Linked DNA regions of Homo sapiens: region 2 is linked to region 1. The links are chromatin loops, found by intact Hi-C in ENCODE. Cell type or tissue: Caco-2. All regions are shown on one strand. Each heading gives the region's core, and the rest is flanking DNA. Links, peaks and the distances in the headings are about the cores only.

Region 1 (2,818 bases), core at 28-2,527:
CATTCATTCATTCGTTTCAACAAATTTTTCTGGAAGGCTTACTTTGTGTCAAGTATTGTCTAGGCCCTGGGAATAGCATAGAGATAATTCAGACAGTGCTCCATGTCCCTATCTTATATTTCAGTAGACTGTCTCTCTTAGGCCTAGATGGTACAATGAGATTACCTTGGGCTTGCCTACCTCTTGGGAGGGGTTCCTTTTTCCTAAGGAGGCCAACTGGGAAGCAGAATGGGTCTTTAAAAAACTAGGTATCATCCATATTAATGCTTCCACAGTCTACCTAGTTAAAGAGCTTATAGCTTAAAAGCTGTCTGTCCCAGCCTACCTTTGCTTTGTGAAGCAAATATGAAGCAACTGCCATGTGCATGGCAGTCAGTATTGAACTTGATTGACATGAAGTCATCAAGACCATGTGTCATGAAGACTATGCGTACCTCCAGCCTCATCTCTGATAACATCTCCCCTGGGAGCCCAAAGTTCTCTGGATTCCCAGGAGGAGGCTGATTGATAAGTCCTCTTCTCGAGTCCCACCATCGCCCTCTTTCTAAGTCATTTTAAAAGCAAAACTAGGCAGGGCACAGTGGCTCACGCCTCTTATCCCAGCACTTCGTGAGGCTGAGGCAGGTGGATCTCTTGAGCCCAAGAGTTCTAGAGCAGCCTGGACAACGTAGTGAGACCTTGTGTCTACAAAAAAAAAAATAAATAAAATTAGCTGGACATGGTGGTTTGTGCCCCTGGTCCCAGCTACTCAGGAGGCTGAGGTGGGAGGATTGCTTGAGCCCAGGAGTTCAAGGCTGCAGTGAGCCATGATTGCACCCTGGTACACAAAACTACCCATTACTACATTGTTGCAATGATTTTCTCAATTTCTTGTGTCCCTACATAAATTCTGGTGGGCAGAGACCATGTTGTCTTTACTCTGGTACCCTGGCAAAAGTACCTTGTATTCTAGCAAAGCTCCTTGTTCTTACTCTTGTGGAAAAAATGAATCTGGAGATACATTCAGGGGGAAACGGAATGATGCTGAAACTATTCTCTTCTGCAGTTCAAATGGCTCTTTTTGTTCTTAACTATGTATCACTTTTGGACTTAGGAAAGTATATGGATATATTGTGAACAGATGAATCAATGTTGACGCATTTCTTTTACTCAAGGTACTCTACTAGATCTGTGAACTACCAAGCAGTAAATTGTCCTGCACTTAGTGCTCAGGGTATATGGTAAGGGAGATAAGACACATATGAACGACCATGATAAAGGATCAGAAATCCTGAGAGTCAATAAAATGCTTCAAAAATTCCGAGGAGGCGAAATGTCCTTAAGATTATTCATATGTTTATTTTTGTTTTTTTTTCCCCCATCACAATAGAGGCTACTGATTTACTTATGGGAATGGGGAAAGGTGAGATTCCAGGATTTGGAGTTGTTTGTTAAGAGGCACGTGTGTCCTAATCTTCATGATTACGAAAATGTTGGTCAGATTCAGGGGACATACCACGGGGTGAGAGTCAAAGGGCAAATCCAGGGCCTTATTTTTCTCTCTCTTCCACATCTCACCGGATCTCGTCTCACCTGCCATACTCAGCTGGGAAGTTGTTAGAACTCAGAACACTCCAAAGGGAACATAAGGTCTTAACTTGTTTTCTGTTATCTCGTCCCCCACCTTATTCTCAACCTGAAAAGAACCTATTTTTTATTCCCCAAGTTTTAGGATGCCTGCATTTTGTGTTGTTTTTGTGTACATTTTCATTCTGACTTCAGTTGCTTAATTCTAGCATTTGATCTGTGTTCTGTATAGTGTCCTCCATTATTCTCAAGCTTGTCTTGATAATAGAGTTTCTCTGATTCATACAAATTTTCATTTATACCGCATGTTAGATAATTGCCTTGAGTTTCATCCTCTAGAAATTGTCTCTGGCTAAAGCTATACCAGGTTAGAAAAATCTGGCTATATGACATTTAATAAAATATAAACACCATGGTGATCATTGTTTACTTGTGAGATCCCAGGTTTCAGAGGTTCTGAGAGGGCTGCAGCTGCCTTAGCAATTGGATAAAGGCTATTTTGAAAACAGTGTCATCACATGCCAGCCTAGTAATCAATGCCAAGTTTGGGACCACTAACAGAGCATGGCTGTCTTCTTACCACTGCCTTTTAACTTAGCCAAAGGATGGCAGGTGGATTCTCTAGGCATTTATAATTTTTTAACTAAAAAGCAATAGGAAAAGAGAAAACTTATTGGCTCACCAGAGGCCATAATAAACATTCAGAAACAGCTCATCTGCCTATGGAGTTCATTTAAGACAGAACCGCAGGAAGGGCTGTAACCCATGTTCATTGGAAGTTATGACTCGGCACATTTTTCCTGCACAGTCTTGTGCGTCAACTTCTGCTCATTTTTTTCAGGGTCAGTGTTCAAAATGACATTTGGAAGATATGCCTGACTTCTGCCTGGCTTTCAACAAATCTGGAATCTTTTGCTTGCAGGCCCATAGCAAATGCTGGCAACATTTTTTGCAAACATGGGCCAAATTTTAGCTTCCTTATAAAATGTAAAGTCAGAGCTGGCTTTGAGTTTTGCTCTAACATTTCACACAAAACTAACTTGCAGTTCTTCCACATGGATTCAGCATCTAGGGCAGACGGCCTACTACTGTAAAATGCATATGGTGTAAGGATAGTGGTAGGGGAGGGGATAGAGTTTGTTCCTATGTGGGAAACAGGAAGGTTTTGGGATTTGTGGCAAGAAAGAGTTAGATTTTAAAAATTACCCCAGCAACAGCAGTTTTATCTAAATAGTTTCAGTATTAGCAAGGG
Region 2 (2,818 bases), core at 114-2,613, 50 kb before region 1:
CAAAGCCCTCATGTGTCACTGTTCTGGGTGAGAATCTTCTCTCTAAAGCATTTGAGACCCTTGCTCTTCCCTTTACCACCGCATCTCCAGACCCTAATTCCTTCCCTAGTGAAGACTTAGCATTAGATGGTGATGATATGAAAATAGGAGCAACTAACATTTGTCACATTCTTTCTTTGTTTATGGCCTTCGCTAAGCCTGGTAGCTGACCTGTCTCATTTAATTACTACAACCATCTTATAAGCTCTATAGAATTTTGAATTCCAGTTTTATTTCTGAGAGACAGAGGCACAGAAGCAAGAGTCACTCAGTTACTACACGGGAAACGTGGATTTTAATCTGGGTTAAGTAGCATTCTAGTTGAAGAGTATACAGTGGCAAGTGTGAGACAACCTGAGCATTTAAAAATGACTATGAATATATAAAACTCCGCAAGTACATAACTAGAAAAGAGAATGTCTTCCAAAACAAAACTCATTTGCCATCACTGGAGGTGATTATTACATGAATTGGTTATTCTGAGAATTGAGAATTAAAAATAATTAAAGATTTAATGTCTTTCTAGAAGATACTGAATTTCAGCATAACTAAATAGTTCTACTTGATGAAGGAAAACTTTTCTTTATTGAAGAATGTCAGCTGTGAATGTAGATGCAATAATACGGTCAGAAAGTCACCATTTTGCAGCCCTTGATAGGATGGAAATTCAAATAAGAACCTTTGACAGATGCTGAAACCACTAAAAGAAAGGTGGACAGGGACCATTGTGACAGACTTCCCCAGATGATTGCCAATTGAGTGTTGGGGCGGGGGCATAACTCTGCAGCAGAGGCATCTGTCCATCATCATCCGATGCTATGATGCTCTTGACACTGCTGTTGATGCAATGGCCAGTTACTGTGAAGATCCAAATGTGGTACAATATGAAGTTGCAATATCATCTATGAAGCATTCTTGCTGAAAGTGAATCTACTCAAGCCTTTAGTTAAAGTTTCCACTTCATAAGAAACACAGAAACTAGAGGAAAAACTTAATCAGCACCACAAGGAAATAAACAAATCCAGAAGGCAGATCATTCTATAGACTGATCTTGATTCCTTAGCAATTAATGTCATGGTACAAAAAGGGAGTAGGAAGGAGGTGTTTTAGAATTATATAATTAGCAAATGTTATTCATGATTTTTCGCAGGATACTAGTTTGAACAAACCAACTGTAGAAAAGATACTTTTGGAACAATTACAGAATTTTGAATATGGTATTAGGGAATTGGTAATATATTTTATCAGGTGTGATAATGCTATTGTGATTATGTAAAAAAAATCCATCTTTAGAGATGCACGCTGAAGTATTAAGGAGTAAAATACTATGACATGTTAACTTATTTTAAAGTATTTCAACAAAAACTGAAGCAAATATAGCAAAATGTCAATAGTCGTTAAATCTAGGTGATGACATGGAAGTAGGAATTTTTGAAAATTTTACAATTAAAACATATAAGAATGAAAAAAAAAAAAAAAAGAGTGGATTGGTCTCAATACAGAGAGCTCTGGATTGCAGTCCCAGCTCTAACCACTTACTTTTTGTAGGGTTTGGGCAAGTCGCTTCACCTCAGTACCTTCCTCTGCAAAAAGGTGGCAATAGCAGTGTTTGCTTCCTAGAATTGTTGTGGGAAAAAATGAGTTAACACAAGTAAGGAGCTCAGAACAATGATTGGCATGTAGTAAGCTTTCAACAAATGTTTGCTATAATTGTTTCATGTAGGAGGAGTCAGATGGAATTAGGTTTAAATCCTGGCTCTGTCTTTTATTAGCTATGCTGCCTTGGGTTGTTTGCTTAACCTCACTAAAACTCAGTTTTCAGTGGAAGTAATAATACTGCTAGGGTTGTGGTGGGATTAATAACCTAGCATATATAAAGTCACTAGCATATAGTAACCACTTAATAGATAGTGGCTTTGACTATCAGTGCTGTCAGATAGCTGTAATTTTTATGAGGCCTTCAATGCCCTACACCAACGCGCAGCTAAAACTGGAGTGTCCTGGCACTGTAGTTGTACAGGAGAACGCTGATAGATCTGCAAAGGGAGTGTGGGGAAGCCTCTGTGGTCTCCACTCATGTCAAGACAAACATCATGCCATATAGGTGGCTCCTCACTCTGTGTGTTTGGCAGAGGCCTTGCTTTAAGGATGGTTGGAGACAGCACATAGGGCAGGTACAGGAGAAGATCTGGGCTTTTTCAGGGTACAGAATGTGGATAAGACCCAGAAGAAAGGAAAAGAGATGGGGAACTAGGGAGTCTGGCTCATGTTTGTTTCCACCTTAACTTCTCTTGGAAGTTTGAAATAGTCCATGAAAGTGAAAGCACTTTTCATCACAGTCATCAACTGCTATAGGCATTTGCAGCCTGCAAATAGATTAATTTCACTGGATGTTAATTTCACTGTGAGGCTTTAGCCAGCACTACTGTTTCTCAACACATAGCCTTACCTGGAACATGTAGTGTTGCCATGTGCCCAGGGAGATAATTTAGGGACTAATAGGCCTTGAAAGAGAACGCGGCCACAGAAGATAGCATTTCTAATACTTGACTCTAGTGATTATATAGATTTTTAATGGCATCAATGGGGCAATGTGAAAATCTATCATTTTCTTCTTCTTTTTTTGACAGTGTAAAGAGGTGTTTTCGTTTTAACTGTGTGTGTGTAACATTAGGCAAAATTATTTAAAGTCAATAGATTTTTATTCAAGGAATTCCATGTTGTAAGTTCTTCCACTGTCCATCGAGGTCACTTTAGATCCTCTAAAGAGCTGGAGTCA

What was found. Peaks named below come from ENCODE experiments on the same cell type or tissue, not always from the same donor. Only the 100,000 strongest peaks of a DNase experiment are listed, where the experiment ranks them.
Region 2: it touches region 1 in a loop (5-fold over the local background); 2 of 110 quality-filtered maps call a loop at or near these places.

What each region holds. Positions count from the first base shown.
Region 1 is chr3:177,671,218-177,674,035 of GRCh38, forward strand. The region is part of intron 3 of LINC00578 (long intergenic non-protein coding RNA 578); the gene reads left to right. Among named protein-coding and RNA genes, the nearest start is that of LINC02015, 140 kb to the right of the region's middle. In Caco-2, for the core only: no CTCF peak of the experiment used is centred there; a DNase peak (open chromatin) is centred at 1,494.
Region 2 is chr3:177,621,049-177,623,866 of GRCh38, forward strand. All of the region lies in intron 2 of LINC00578 (long intergenic non-protein coding RNA 578), which reads left to right. Among named protein-coding and RNA genes, the nearest start is that of LINC00578, 180 kb to the left of the region's middle. In Caco-2, for the core only: no CTCF peak of the experiment used is centred there; no DNase peak of the experiment used is centred there.